Regions from separate parts of the Homo sapiens genome. Here region 2 is linked to region 1. A link is a loop called in an ENCODE intact Hi-C map of the cell type or tissue named here. Cell type or tissue: PC-3. All regions are shown on one strand. Each heading gives the region's core, and the rest is flanking DNA. Links, peaks and the distances in the headings are about the cores only.

What was found. Peaks named below come from ENCODE experiments on the same cell type or tissue, not always from the same donor. Only the 100,000 strongest peaks of a DNase experiment are listed, where the experiment ranks them.
Region 2: it touches region 1 in a loop (8-fold over the local background); 108 of 110 quality-filtered maps call a loop at or near these places.

What each region holds. Positions count from the first base shown.
Region 1 is chr10:89,421,270-89,429,608 of GRCh38, forward strand. No RefSeq gene overlaps it. Among named protein-coding and RNA genes, the nearest start is that of IFIT5, 11 kb to the left of the region's middle. RefSeq lists an enhancer at 746-1,945. In PC-3, for the core only: CTCF peaks have their summits at 5,169 (motif pointing right) and 5,373; DNase peaks (open chromatin) are centred at 5,172 and 6,522; H3K27ac peaks cover 495 bases.
Region 2 is chr10:89,551,785-89,560,123 of GRCh38, forward strand. It overlaps a transcript of SLC16A12 not described here. Among named protein-coding and RNA genes, the nearest start is that of SLC16A12, 20 kb to the left of the region's middle. RefSeq lists an enhancer at 7,085-7,609. In PC-3, for the core only: a CTCF peak has its summit at 4,109; DNase peaks (open chromatin) are centred at 1,747 and 2,847; H3K27ac peaks cover 2,461 bases.

The DNA.
Region 1 (8,339 bases), core at 209-8,208:
TTCATTCAGCACTAAAGGTACGCTCCCTGACTCACAAAAGCTGAGAAAAGCCCTTTCAACAAATGATAAATCAGCTGGCAGAAAAACTGGTTTCCCAGTCATGGAGCTCTTAAAGATATTTGCTTCCTCTCTGGGTGCAGAAATAGTCTTACCTGTTGATCACATGCTATCAGCCAGTTTCAAAAGCAATATAAGCTGTTACTATTCCTTTCTAGATTGAGTCAACGATGCCGATTACTTCAGTTCAGGAACAACCTTGTAGACAACACAGAACTTTAAAATCAGGAGGACCTTGAGAAAATCCCTACTCCAACCAACTTTATTGATATGAAGATTGAGACCAGGACTGGTGATATGACTTAAGGTTTCACAACTAATTTGTGGACCATAATTTCTTTCTCCTGGCTGCTGGTTCAGTAGCACTCATGCCCATTTTACAGTTTCTACCGATAATCATTTGTTGGAGGCAACAAACTCCATTTGTTGGAGTCTGTCAAACTCAATTGACAGAGTTTATCTGGCCATGATGTGACTATGCTTATGTGACATCACCTACAACACAGGCAGGCCCAAGGATAGTCCCTTTATGGAATATGTTCATTACTGAGATTAAGGAACATGACAGACCTATAAAACAATGTGGCATGTTTTTATATAATTGGTGAATTACAAGAAATGAAAATCCATTTGGCCTTGACAATTAGAACAGTCTCCTTTGAGTAGTTCAAGTGTAATAACATTGTAACCCTAATGTGGTAGCAATGAGAAGCACCTCTCAGATCTCTAGCTACAAGGATTATAATTGTCTGAAGGTCCCATCTCTACACATTGAAATCTATCACTACATTTACACTGAGGCCATGCTTCCCAGTGTGGCAAGGTTACTAAGTCATGTCCTCTCCTGAGAGATGCAGTACTCCTCTGATGAGCAATTTAAACTCAAGGACTCCCCACCAGCCTTGCCAAATATTCCTTAAAACAATACTGTAATCTAAGATGTTTTTACCCAACTTTTATTCCTTCTGTCTCTCCTACATATGGGGTCAGACCTGCATCACAGTTGGATGGCTCTCCCAGCCTCTGTCTGCTCTCTTCCCGTTTTTTCTCAGAGGTGTTTCCATTACATTTCTTGCATGTTCAACATCCCATCTTGGATCAAACTGACACATCTAGTGAAAGAAATTTAATTAGAGGACTCTAATTGGCAGTAGGTGAATAATGTTTACATAATATAAATGTCATTTATTGTTCTTCAACTTTCTGGATGAGTAATTATGATTAAAGAACAAAACATGGCTGGATGTGGTGACGCATGCCTGTAATCCCAGCACTTTGTGAGGCTAAGGCGGACAGGTTGCTTGAGGCAGGAGTTCAAGACCAGTCTGGCCGACATGGCAAAACCCCATCTCTACTAAAATTACAAAACTTAGGTAGGCATGGTGGCACCTACCTGTAATCCCAGCTACTTGGGAGGCTGAGGCACATGAATCACTTGAACCCAAGAGGCAGAGGTTGCAGTGAGCCAAGATCACATCATTGCACTCCTCCAACCTGGGCGACAAGAGTGAGACTCTGTCTAATAAATAAAGAAATAAATCTTTCCAATGTTATAATATTTGATTTGGAAAAGAGAATGGGGAAGAGAGGTAAGGGAAATTGTCTTAGTTTCTGGTGTGCCGCTATAATAGAATACCTAAGACTGAGTAATTTTAACAAGCAGAAATTTATTTCTCACAGTTCTGGAGACTGGAAGTTCAAGATCAAGGAGCTGGCAGGTTTGGTGTCTGGTGAGGGCCTGGTCTCTGCTTCCAAGATGTCACCTTGAATGCTGCACCCTCTGGAAGGGAGGAACTCTGTTCCTCACATGGCAGAAGAGCAGAAGAGAGCAAGAACTCACTCCTGCAAGCCCTTTTCATAAGACCATTAGTCTAGTCATGTGGGCAGAGCCCTCAGGAACATCTCTCCTTAGGCCTCACCTCTCAATACTGTTGCATTGGAGATTAAGCTTCCAATCTATGAATTTGGAGGAGACAAAAACATTCAAACCATAGCAGAAGAATAGAGACTCAAAAGATACAGTTAAGGTTTTATGGAGTAAGAATTAAATATGTTAGTATAACTTATAAAACAAATTAAGTAAAAATTGAGTTGTGGGATGAGAAGAGTTCTTTAAATTCAGTTAATTAAATCCTAACAACATAGCAGAAAACCAATAGATAAAGTCTATATTAAACAGATCAAAAAATAACATTATAAAACGTACCATCACAGATTGGGATAGCCCCTTCTCACAAAACTAACTTTCTTCCTCTTTCTATCCCTTCAGAACAACATAGCAAGTGTATATTTAAAACAAGTTTATCACTTAGCTTTCTGCTCATACATCCCCTCTCTTTCTGCTTGTACATCCCCTTTTCTCCCAGGACTCCAGCCTCCGCATTCCTCTCTACTTCTCTTCTGAGCCAAAGTTCCCTGCCTCACTGGGATGTGGTTTCTTCTTCTTTAGCTTTCTCTTTTCCTAAGATCAAGCCACACACACTGGATCCCACCCCAAACACAACTACCCCCTTCTTCGGAAACTTCATATTTACTAAGTTGAATTTGTTCATTCAACATTTTGTATTTCACTTTGAGGAATAAAACAGCATCTAATTACTAGAAATGTACTAGAAATGCCATGTATATATTCCCAAAACTGTCTGAACTGAGGGGTTCCTCTGTAAGTGATGAACTGGATTTCTCAATACCTCCTTTCATGATGGCACCTAGCTGAGTAACTAAAGAAATAATGAAGGTGACATGAATAAGCTTTGGGAAAGCCATGCCTCAATGGGAGCACACAGGTGCCTCACAGACAACAAACTCTGAAGGGCAAGCATAGACTGAGGCCACTTGGATTGAACACTTAACATAGAACACTAGCGTTCTTGACTCCGGTGATGCAATGATAGTTATAGCTAACTCTTACATAGTACACAATATCTGCCGGGTGCTGTTCTAAGTGCAGGGCATGTAGTAATCTTGTAAAATCCTTACAAACCCCCCTAAAATAGGCATTTTTATTCTTTCCTTTCGCACATGAGTAATTAGGATTTAGACACATTAAGCAAGCCCAAGGTCGCATACCTAATAAGAGGTGGGAAAAGGATTCAAACTCTGGGTGTCTGGTTCTAGAATCTAGCACTTAACTACTATATAATACTTTCTAAATAGTCTTAAAATTTGGAATGAAGGATATGGGAAGATAGGACCAAATCTTTACAGACCAGAGGAGAGAGATTCTAGAGGATCACACCAAGCCCACATTCTACAATCATAGGTCACCAGACACTATTGTACACAGAACCCCGAAATTCCCTGGAAGGAACTAGGAAAGGGAACTATTTATGTACATTAGCTGCCTCTTGATGCTGGGATTAAAAGCTGTTCTGAAACCTCAGGGAGAATGACCTAAGAAACTGACGGACTCCATCTAAGTGAGGGTTTGTTTCCAGAATTGGATTTTGGAATTCAAAGATTTGGAATAAATTCCTCAAAAAAAGGAAGCCACATATTTTGGAAGACTGAAGAACCAGTAAACAATTAGAAGCCAGAACACGTACCCAGTCCTTTGTCCTTGGAAGGAAGGATATATCCCTTGTGCACACACCAACCAGCATCAGACCCTCACCCAGTGTGGAGAGCAAAATAAGAAGGCAAGGAGATAGTTTGATATGGCCATTCCACAATGTATACATATTTTAAAACATCATGTTGTACATGATAAATATACATGATTTTTATTTGTCAATTTAAAAAGGAAAGGGAAGGGGCGGGGAGGGGATGGGGAGGGGTGGAGGGCGCTGGAACACGTGTAACAACTAGGGCTGGGGTCACCTGCGCTTTAACATCCCCTGAGTTTGCCTTGAGCCTCCAGGCCATGGACTTTGGAATGTGGCTGCGAGTCCCTAATTCTATTAAATATTAATTTTGTTCAAGAGTAACTTCATCTCTCTTCACATGCTTTTCCTTTCCATACCACATCAACTCCAGCAAATCTCACCAAAGCAAACAAACAACAACAAATATAAAAACCAAAACACCAAAACTAAAATCACTTACAGGTCATTTCTATATAAAAACCCTTTATTGAGAAGATCTTAGGAGACAGAAGAATCTACAACTTTAAAGTTAATATTAGGTAATCTCTGTTTTTCAGAAAGAAAAAGGGAGAGAAGTGAGAGGGAGGGATATTGGGAGAGGGGAGACAGGAAACAAAAAAGAGGAATGGAGGGAGCAAAGAAAGAAGAAAAGAAGGAAAGATCCCCAACCATTTATTGATATGCCTGCCTCTTTCTGTGATTCTGAGCTTTGCCTGTTTCCCTGTGTCTCTTCTCCCTTCAAAACCGTTCCTCCATTTTTCTTAAACAGAGCAATTCAGTTCTAACTCTTATCCTCATACTCAGTCACAAACCCAACTATGAGTTGCTTAGTTCTTAGTTCTACATAAGAACTTTCATTTTAACATGATCCACTCTCCTTTGAAAGCAATTTCAGTTATAAATAAATAGAATCCCCACGATTTCACATGCACTACACATTTAAAGTAAATTTAATCACTTTGTCATATTTGCTGTACAGTATAATCCGATATTTTATGTTTTCAAATTGACATGGAATCCATTCTTCTGTATCATTTGGTTTCAACATTTTCTAACATTTGGCTTCTGGTATAACTTTGAGATTCTGTGTCTCACACTTTAACTCCTTTATCAACTCACATCAAATAAATTAACACATTAGTAGGGGTCACAGTGGGAACAAGAATGGAAGGCTGACAATCTGGGTTCCAGAGAAAGGCAGAGGACTTCAAATTTTTTTTACGTTATGTTTTACCAATGGCTATCCCTAGTCAAGCCAGTCAAAATCATCATTCATATTAACTTTGATACTCTATGTTACAGAACTGATATAGGTAACCAAAAGCTGAAAACTGCAACACAGCATCTTTATCCCCGTGTTTATACTTGCAAGAGGAACAGGATAAATGTGGGATGGGTAACGAGCAAGGGGGAGTTGGAAGAGGAGGAAACAATGACAAACTTTAATGTTTGTGCCTTTAAGGTAGGCCTTGGGGAGTTGAACAATTGGAGATTCCCCTACTCCTGGGAAGTGTTCTTGCTAATTCCAGCAGATGGCAGTGCTGCATAATATGTCAATTTTAAAACTCTTTTCTGTGCTTAAGGATCCAAACTTTGGATCCTTAAGAAGAGAATGACACTCTTTACAGTTGAGAGATGAATATTGAATTATAACCCCATGCCCTGAAAATCCCTGCTTTGTACTTAAAGAAGGCAACTGCAATCCCCAAAAGTCCCAGACACCTTTATGGACCCGTCATCGGAACATTTATGTCCACGTGTGCTTGGTTCTGCACTGGCCTGAGATGCCTGCTGGAACCTCAAGGAGCCACACAAAGCAGCTGCCTCACATCTCTTTCCCTCACTCCCAGCCTCTTGCCCTGAAAAAAGTAAGGGCTGATTCCAATCTGTTCAATCCTGTCTTCAAATTCCCCAGAATCAAATTTCTTCAACCCATAATGAATTCTTCCTCTCCTAACCCTCAAAGTACTACACATGCCCTTAGCCTCAGGTCAACATTTAATAACTTCTTGGTGTTGTTCTAACCTGAGTTGGTTTCAATTTACCAATTAGGTAGTAAATTTGAGATCATGGAGGGGGTCCTATGTGTATTTTTAATTCTCCACCATATGTAACATGGTTCCAGATTCCAAAGAGGTGCTTGATAAATAGTTGGTTGATTAACTCCTTTCACCATCTCTTAAAAATGTCTGCCAGCATACTGTCTAATTTTCAATAATGCTTTATGAGTTAGGGGCAGCCATAGGTCTGGTCAGGACAAAGATTTCAGTCAGAAACATCTTCTGCACCTAGCAAAACCCTGGCATAAATATTTTGTGTAAAAGCAGTTTGTGTGGTGCCTGTAATTGAAACCCTGTCTTTTCAGGTTTGGGGCAGGTGCAATCCACATTTTCCCAACGTTCCAGGGCTCCCTTGTGTGAACAGTTCCTCTTCCCTTGGGTTTCCGTTCATTTGTGCACAACAGCTATTTAATTAAGCCTGTCTGGGTTGAACACAGTAGTATCATTTTTTACATTCAGGCCTCAATCCAAAGTTTGTTATTTAATATCTTTTGATCAACTCTTTACTTTGCCACTTTTATTCCCTTTCCAAAACCTGCTCCATAATGGTCAATGCTCCAGAGCTTCTACTGTTTTTGTGACACTTCTAACAAGGTGTCCTATTTTGACACACCAAATTAGGAACATCTAATGTATCCTGTCTGTTCTGGGTACAAGAGCAATTTGCACCCAAACAAACCTGCACCCCAACCCTTCAATCCGCCCCACCCTCGCTAATGTTACAATTCTCCTTAGCAGTTTTTTCATTTATTTGTTCTTTACACTCATTTATTCATTGACCAAGTATTCATTGAATGCCTACTCTGGGTCAGGCACTGCTCTAAATAGTGAATGAGTCAGTATGATCCGTATCCTCAGAAAGCCTGTGGTTTTGTGGAGCAGATGAAATTTAAAAATAAAAACACACATCAATATATATGATCATAACTAAAAGATGTTCTTTGAAGGAAAATAATAGAATGCTATGAGCATGAAGAATGTGGGTGGTAGTGGCGGGGGAGGGATGTATAATTTAGATAAGGGCAGTGGTTAAAGATGGACTCTCTAGGGCAGTGACATTTAAACTGAGACCCAAAATATGAGAAGAGAGTGATCACAGGGATCAACATATGCAAAATGCCCCAGGGTCAGGGGTATAAAGGGGAGGCTTGGTACTTGAAGGAACTGATAGAAAAACTGGGCGCTAGATTGTAGTAGAAGATGGGGGATGTAGCCTAACGTCAGGAACTACACCCTGTGAGACTTCGTAGGTCCAGTGTGGGCACTGAATGCTCACACCAGCCCTGTCAGTTCTGCGATTCTGAAAAAGGCTTTGCTCTTCCCTGTTTGAGCTTTAGAAAGCTGTTTGAGCTGTTTGCTCTTCCCTGTTTGAGCTTAGGGTCAGAAATCTGGATTCATCCACCTGCACGTGGGCCGGAACCTCAGGTAACCACACAGAAGCTGCCCCCCAACCTTTCTCCCACTCCCGAACTCTTCCCTACCTTGACCTATACCCACACCTTGCTCTGCCCACAGTTGCAAAAATAAGCTATCCAAGAATGAACATAGGTCTTCATCTTTCGTAGGACAAGGTCCTTGAACTCTTCCATCATTACACTGGTCAGTGGGAAAAGGCCTAACTTGTCATCACAAAAGAAACATATTTATGGAAAAATGTGAAAAGGGCTGCATTTGAAATGCTAATTCTAAAGCCTTTTAGTGCCAACTCAACTCAAAAATAAACTGCTTTTTACTTAATTCTAGACCAATCTTAGGTCCCAGATCCCTCAAAAAGACCTCTGACCCTTAAACAATTAAGAGCAATAATGAGAGTAATAATGATCACTCTCATCTAAACCTCAAAATCCCTTTTCATTGGTTTGACTCTCTTGGGTCAGGAGAGAAAAAAAAAAAAAGCCTCTTTTAACTTATTTAATACAGCCCTGGGCCTCAGGTAGATAGATCCTTAGGGGCTGGGGAGAAAAGGAGAAAATTTTAATCTTCAATTGAGACACTCAAAGCCCATATCAAGAAAGGAGCCCCAATCAGCTTTGTAAGTAATGATGTGGCTCATTAATAGGTGATACTAACCACACATGTCCCCGTTAGCAGGAACAAATTATTCTTGCCAAGTTCAGGCATTCCCTGGCAGCTGAAGGAAACATGAGCTGCCCACATGTTAATATACTTCAAATTGCTTCTCAAGGGAGAGGATAATGGGTAGATAATTGTAGATGTGGGGGGATAGGTACCTCAAGTTCTTTACACTATTCATTCTACTTTTGTATATGTTTGAAAAGTACCATCATGTTTTGTCTTAAATGTCAGTCCTTTTATCATTATTTATATCTTCCCACTCCCCAACCAAATAGTTTTCCGTGCTATGGGACAAAACCTCAGTTATCTGTCATTGGTAGCTACGCTGGCAACAGATATAAAAATCTATTGCTTGACGGAGTTAAAAAAAAAAACAAAAAAAAAACTTTTTTTTTTTTTTACTCAAACTTTCAAGTGTGAGAAAAGAAACTCAGATATCCACCCTGAATTTGTACTATTTCATTTCAGTAAACAATTTCAGAATTAGACCTACTGGGACCAGGAAGGGGAGTGTCAAATAGACATTACCATTTTCATTATCACTGGCAGTGGTGAAGGCAAT
Region 2 (8,339 bases), core at 334-8,333, 130 kb after region 1:
TCTGAGGCATCCTCAGCCATGTGGAACTGTAAGTCCAATTAAACTTCTTTTTCTTCTCAGTCTCAGGTATGTCTTTATCAGCAGCATGAAAACAAACTAATACAAAAGCTAAAAGGTTGTTTTGCCCTTTTGAAGAGAGATCTATTTATTTATTTATTTTTAATTTTTTGAGACAGAGTCTCGCCCTGTCGTCCAGGCTGGAGCGCAGTGGTGTGATCTCAGCTCACTGCAACCTCCACTTCCCAGGTTCAAGTGATTCTCCTGCCTCAGCCTCCTGAGTAGCTAGGACTACAGGTGCGTGCCACTACACCTGGCTAATTTTTGTATTTTTAGTAGAGACAGGGTTTCACCATATTGGCCGGGCTGGTCTTGAACTCCTGACCTTTTGATCTTCCCACCTTGGCCTCCCAAAGTCCTGGGATTACAGGCGTGAGCCACTCACGCCTGGCCAAAGAGAGATGTATTAATGTTGATTTGTAAGTACAAAGATATCACAAGAAACAGAAAACAGATTATAAAGCATGTGTTATTAATACTTATTATAGTTATATTAAAGCTTAAATAAATCCCATGTAATCTCATTTAAAAATTATAGGCTTCTGGCCAAGAACATTATGACAATCTATTTTGGAGTTAGGCATCATCTGGAGAGAATCTAGGGTGGTAGCACTGAATTAGATTTGGCTGCTTGCTGACTATGGCACAACAGCACATTGCATTTCTCCATGAATTGAGGTGGACGTGTGAGAGGGGGAAACGTATGGTACTAGGAGGGGTGTGAGTGATTGTGGATGATGAGAATTAGCTCTAAGGTCCCTTCCAATTGCTTCTGGCTCTTCAATTCCAGCTAAGCCAATTCAACTCAACTAAACAGTTATTGAGAGCCTTCTGAGTGCCAGGAAGTAAGTTGGGAGTATGATAATGAACAAAATGGATAATCGGCCCTGCCCTAACAGAATCTGGAGAGAGTAAGTGAGATGCGAACTAAGACTTAGCAAAACCAGATGGTGACATCCGCACTTGGCTTTCCTCTCGGAGTGTCAGTTTTACACCGGAATTAGCCACGTGTAATGAACAATCAAAGAAATGGTACTTTCTTAAATGCTACCAAAATGTTTTTATTCCCAAGTTCCAAAAAATGACCATTGAAATGCATTGGACTCAGAATTTGAAGCCCCAGCTGAATTCTCTTGAATGTACCTCCGTCCCTCTGTCCACTTTGGGAGGCTGAGGTGGGTGGATCACAAGGTCAGGAGTTTGAGACCAGCCTGGCCAATAGGGTGAAACCCCGTCTCTACTCCTTCACCACACCCGCATGCCTATTATGTTTTCTGTGATATTGAATCATTTTTTCTTAATTTAATAGTAAAATCCGTATGCATATCTTTTATTAGATTTGGGAAATAACAGAATGTCTGACTTGCTCAGAATTTCTTGTGGTGTTACCCTGCAGCTGTTTTCCAGTAGACTGTTGTGTTTATAGTTACTTATTCACCTTTGATAGCACCATCTTGTAATCCATTACAGTCAGAGTGGTACATTTTTTGTCTTCTCATTAGCCCCTCTCTGACAATCAACATTTTGCACATTAGGTACTACACTCTTTGTTCATATAAATCACAGGCTATTAAATCATCTCAGCACAAATATTGCCAACTAGCATGACTCATTTCAATACTAAATTGTTTAAAGTTGACAGTAGTTGTCTTAATAGTTCGCAGGCATTTTCTCCACATTTTGTAGCTACTTGATGACTCAATGAAAAGAATGCAGACTTTGTGACAATATTGGACAAGTTGTTAGCTGCTCTGAGTCATTACCTTATCTGTAAAATTAGGCGATTGCATTAGGTTAGGGAGTGAACTGCTCAACAATGGGACAAATTTAATTCTCAGATCAGCTTGGATTGGCCCTCACAGCACTTTGAAAATTATCACAAATTGGCCAGGTGCGGTGGCTCACGCCTGTAATCTCAGCACTTTGGGTGGACCAGGAGGTCAGGAGTTCAAGACCAGCCTGGCCAACACAGTGAAACCCTGTCTCTACTAAAAATACAAAACAATTAGCCAGGCGTGGTGGCAGGTGCCTGTAATCGCAGCTACTTGGGAGGCTGAGGCAGAGAATAGCTTGAACCCGGGAGGCAGAAGTTGCAGTGAGTCAAGATCATGCCACTGCACTCCAGCCTGGGCAACAGAGCGAGACTCCATCTCAAAAAGAAAGAAAGAAAGAGAGAAAGAAAGAGAGAAAGGAAGAAAGAAAGAAAGAAAGAAAGAAAGAAAGAAAGAAAGAAAGAAAGAAAGAAAGAAAGAAAGAAAGAAGGAAGGAAGGAAGGAAGGAAGGAAGGAAGGAAGGAAGGAAGGAAAGAAAGAAAGAAAATGGGAAAGTTCTCAAAAAACTCCAGATTTCTGGCTTCTCTTGAAAAATCAACACCTGACTTCCCTAGAAAAATCTGGCCTCAGAGAGTGCCTGCCTCAGTTGCACATTCTTCTCACATTCACAAATGAGAAGCCAGGAAGGCATAACTAACCCACCTCAATTCCCTTCTGATAGCACCTGAAGACCCTGCTTCTGGTGAAATCTACCAGGAGATTTAAAGGAACCAGATCTAGAGAGGGAAGCTCTTTTAATGGCCGAGAAAACCTTTTGAGGAAACAGGACAGGAGACCTCATCTACATCATCACTTTAGTTGTTGATCATGTTATTATCTTGTGTTGTTTAATATTTATCACAATTTGGGTTGAACAGGTTTGTTTTTTAAAATATTTGAGGTTGTGGGGAGATGGAGGACAAAGTGTTTGCTTTGCCACCTCTGAATCCACCTTTCCCAGAGCTGCTCTTTCTGTTTGTTGACTTTTAGATGACATATGTATGTGTGTGTTGTGGGGAAACGGTCTTACTTTTGGTTGTTAGAGAGAGAGAAAGAAGAAAACTGTAGCCTGAGCTGATGAGATGGGAGCAACCTTTACATTGGATACCTGCTCTTTGCTCAACAGCAGGCCCCAGCTGGCCTACTTTACTTATTTATGTTAGCTATCTGGCCCCTCTAGCCCTCTAGCCATCTGAATTTCCACTAGATAATGTCTAAGTCCCCTTTCATCTTCATAAAGCTAAACATTTCTAAGATAATATTCCAAGGGTGTTGAGGCTCCGCAAGCAGGTATTTTCCTACCCCTGTCCTGGCAGAATATCCCCCAGTAGAAACACTGGTTGTCCATACCTAACCCTTGTCTGTCTTCCTCACTTAAATTTCTAGCACCCAGATAAGCCCCTAGCACCTAGAAAGCATCCAGTAAATATTTGTAGAATGAAGTCTTCAGGATTAGCAATTACCTTTGGAAAGGGCCCATCGTGATTAACAAAGCAAATTAGTATTTAAGAGGACACAATATCTTCTTTTTTTTTTCAAGATAGTGGATCTTGCTATATTGCTGAGGCTGAACTCAAATTCTTGGGCTCAAGCAATCCTCCTGCTACTCAACCTGTTGAGTAGCAGGCACTACAGGCACGCAGGCACAGTTACCTACAATATAATTTTGTCTTATGTTACCCAATAGACAGGGATAATGAGCTTAAATTGCATTGGTTTAAATGTTTTGTTGTTTAAACTTTCTATTAACACGTGCTGGGTACAAACACAGTTAGGCTTTTGGGTTTCATGTTTATTTCTACAGAAAGGATAATATATATATGTGTATATATACGTATATATACGTATATACGTATATATATGTATATATGTGTATATATACGTATGTATGTATATACGTATATATACATATACGTATATGTATATGTATATATGTATATATACACATATATACATATATATACAGATATGTATATATACACATATATACATATATATACAGATATGTATATATACACATATATACGTATATACACACATATATACATATATATATATATATATATATTCCATGCAGTAGGGAAGAAGAAAGAGTAAGACTGAGCCTGCTTTCCTAAGACTACATTTAAATAATGCACTTCCAGAAAAATCAAGTTTCTGAATTGAACCAGTGTGAGGACAGGTGGGAGAACACTACTCCCTTGTGTTTACTATTGGAACTTACATTACCTCTGCATGCTGATGATCTGTGATGCGGTCACGGCTTACAGCGCACCCTGCACTCTGGTATGGGCTAGTGAGGCAACAACGAGCAAAACAGGCAGGGCTCCTGCAATCTCAGGAGATAAAACAGCCATCAGTTAAATTATCAAACACAGAATTTCAAGCTGCAGTAACTTGGAGGAAAAAATTTAGTGCTTTGAAAATTATTCAGCTTTATCTCTGGCCTCCCAAGATGGTCAGCATCACATAGATCAATGTATTGACAGCTTTCTACCCAGGCACTGTGCTAAGCACTTTTTATGCTTCCTCGCTTTCAATTCATGCTCTCAAAAGCTATGGGTGGGTACTCCATTGATAAATAATTTGCAGAAGATCACACAGCTAGTAGGTGAGGGAACTGTGTGACTCAACCACTCCTGACCACTTTACTAACTGAAACAAAAAGGGGGGAAGAAAACGACTGCAATATTATTATACATATCTCTATCTCTATCTATCAATCTATCTCTCTATCTCTCTGTCTGTTTGTCTATCTAGGTTATCCACGGTTCCTAGCTCATGACTCCCATAGCCCTTGTTACAATGTTAGGGTGCTTTAGGCTTCAGAAGCAGGCCTCAGAAAACAGAATTTCTTTTTTTCTCTCTTACCTTTTCTGCCCTCCTTTCACCTATTTCTTTCTCTCCCCAAGGCAGGAACTTTTTCCTGGTTTCTGGAGCTGGTTTCTGACCTACCTTGTCTGATCATAGGTCAGAACACCTCCATTTCAGAAGGGTTCCTGCCCCATACCATGGAGGAAGGCATGGTGCACAGAGAGACCAAGAAGAATCTGAACAGACAGTCCCTGCTGGGTTACCCCACTCAGTCTGTTAGTATTAGATCATACCCTTTGTCCAATCGCATTTTAACAGGTTGTCCATTTTCAGTCATGCCTATCCAATGAGGTCTCCATAAAGACCCAAGAGGACAGGGTTTGGAGAGCTTCCAGGGAGCTGAACAAATAGAAGTTCCTGACTGGTGGTTTATCAAGGCTGCCTCTCTTCTCCCATACCTTGCCTTATGCATCTCTTCATCTGAATCCTTCATATCCTTTATACTAAACCTGCAAATGTAAGTAAGTCTTTTCCTGCATTTTGTGAGCCACTCTAGCAAATTAACTTAACTCAACGAGAGGTTTCATAGAAACCCCAACTTGAAGCTGATTGGTCAGAAGTTCTGGAGGCTGGAACTTTCAACTGGTGGGAGGAGGGGATGGTCTTGGGGATTGAGCCCTCAATCTGTGGGATCTGATGTTATCTCCAGGTGGATACTGTCAGAACTGAATTGGAAGATACCCAGCTGATGTCCACTGCAGAAATGATTGCTTCTTGGTGTGTGGGAAGAAACTCACACATATTTGGTCACAGACGTCTTCTGTGATGATGTTGTGAGTGAGAGAATAGAAAAAAAGGCTGAGGTGGGTTTTCCCAAAAATAACAACCTACAATACTATAGCAGTGTTTCTTAAATATGAGGAATGTGTGAATAAAAAATAAAGAATTTATTTTAGATTTCGCTATCATCACCTCCTACGGTCAACTTAAATTATTTTGATCATAATGCTTGCTGCTTAAGCATGTATAAGAAGGTTAGGTATGAACTCTGAATGTTTTTAGCTCTTACAACAGCAACAAAAAGATAGAAGTTAAATATGAATAGAACTATCATTCAACAAAATGTTTCATAATAAATTCAAATTAACAGCAATGACGTGATATACTCATTTAAAAATAAGTCTATATGAGTTGCCCACTGTATGTTAGGCCCTGTTCCCATCAAGAGTATGCAATGGCAGAGACAGACAACAAGTAAATAAGGAGTGAAATACACTATGTGTCAGTTGGAGATAAGTGCTATGGGGAAACACAGCAGGGACTGGGAGAGGGACAAGGCAGTGTGATTAAGAGTGTGGTCCGGGGCCGGGCGCAGTGGCTCACCTCTGTAACCCCAGCGCTTCGGGAGGCCAAGGCAGGCAGATTACCTGAGGCCAGGAGTTCGAGACCAGCCTGGAAAACATGGTGAAACCCCATCTCTACTAAAAATACAAAAATTAGCTGGGTGTGGTGGCACATGCCTGTAGTCCCATCTACTCGGGAGGCTGAGGCAGGAGACTCGCTTGAACTAGGGAGGTGGAGGTTGCAGTGAGCTGAGATCATACCACTGCACTCCAGCCTGGGTGACAGGGCGTGACTCCACCTCAAAAAAAAAAAAAAAAAGAATGTAGTCCACGGCCAGGCACAGTGGCTCATGCCTGTAATCCCAGCACTTTGGGAGGCTGAGGCAAGCGGATCACTTGAGGTCAGGAGTTTGAAACCAGTCTGGCCAACATGGTGAAACCTCATCTCTACGAAAAATCCAAAAATTAGCTGGGCATGGTGGCAGGCGCCTGTAATCCCAGCTACTCAGGAGGCTGGGCAGGAGAATCGCTTGAATTTTGGAGGCAGAGGTTGCAGTGAGCTGAGATTGTGCCACTGCACTCCAGCCTGGGCGACAGAGCGAGACTCTGTCTCAAAAAAAAAAAAAAAATAGTGTGTGGTCCGGGTCGTGGCATTCACGCAGCAACCTGAAGGAGGCAGGGGAGTGTGGCTGTGGTCATCTGGAGGGAAAGCACGGAAAAGGAGAAAGGGGCAAAATGAAGGCACCCTGAGTTTGGAGTGTGCTTGGTATACTTGAGGAAACACAAGGAGGCTGATGCGACTGGAACAGATGAACTAGGGCAGAAGTTCAAATTCTACTCAAAAAAAGAAGTGGAATTAGAGCAAGGGCAACAGCTAACCCAGATAATGATGTCTGCTGAAACTATCTCTTGGGGTCGTCTCCTACAGCTGCCCAAGGCAATGTTACTCCCTATTACACCGCTCAGTTGCGGTGTCCTTTATCTCGTGTGGTGAAAATTAGCGACGTGGACACACGTGGAGTGGATTAAGGGGTAGAAAGTTTAATAGGCAAGAAAGGAGAGAATAGCTCCCCGTACAGAGGGAGGAGGGCTCTGAACCGAAAACCCGCGTGCAGAGGAAAGCAGTGGTTTATATTGGGAGGCTGGAGGAGGTGGTGTCTAATTAGCATAGGGCACAGGGGATTGGTTTAACCACGTGTGTCATTCAGGTAGCCCCCCCAAAAAAACTGGCCCTCCCACCCTAGCCTTTTATTATGCAAATGCGGCTACCTGGCTGGTCGCCATGACACCTGTACACGTGGCAACAAAGAAAAAGTAGCAGGAACCGCCATATTGGCTGGACCTGACTCTTAACCATCTGCATTTGCATATCAATACTTGCAGGTCTGGTTTTTCAGGCTGCTTTCTGTTAGATAATAAATATTTGGGGGACCGCTTTTTTATTAAACGAAAAAGACTTACTGAGGACTCTTTTACCCTCTCTAGCTGCCTAAAATAATTTCTTAATAACTCCTGTAATACCTACATATAGAACCTTTTACAGTTCTCCAAATAGATTGTGTTCTTCACCCTTCCACGCCATCTCTGTCTACCTAAGCGGACTCCTTTTATACTTCAAGTCAAGCTTAATTATGGCCTTCTCTGGAAAACTGCCCCCCATCCTGATTAGACAAGCATGCCCTCGTAGCACCTTGTCACCCTATGCACAACCCTATCCTAGTGTCTATTGCATTGCATTGTAGCTGGTGCTTTACTTCTCTACCTTGCCCACCAGACAGCAAGCCTCTTGAGGACAAGAAAGCTTTTTCTTTCTGTCTCGGTATCCATAGTACTTAAATACTTATATAGACACAACAGATAATTAGGAAATGTTTACTGAATGAATAAATAGCATTGGCAATCACTCATAAAAACGCCAAGTCAGATTTTAGTACCCCCTTAGCATACTTGCACATGATACCTACTAGCAATCCTGAAGGGTCACTAGATGCCAGGCAATGCACTGAATTAGGCGGTTGTTGGTTACTATTCATTATCTTCCAACAACCCTACAAATTAGATGTTATTATTCCCATCTTTAAATGTAAGAAAAATAAAATTGGGCAGGTTAAATAGCATATGTCACCACCTAGACCCAGGATTTTAATTTAGTCTCTCTAAATCCCAAACTACACCAAGCTGTAAGTCAGAAAAATGTAAATGAGGAACAGCTTATGGTACACTTAAAAAAATTATTTGATAAAAATCTGTTAGAGATTTACAGAAAACTTTTCACACTGTATTTACATTGCTTGACTTCATTATGGATTTTCAA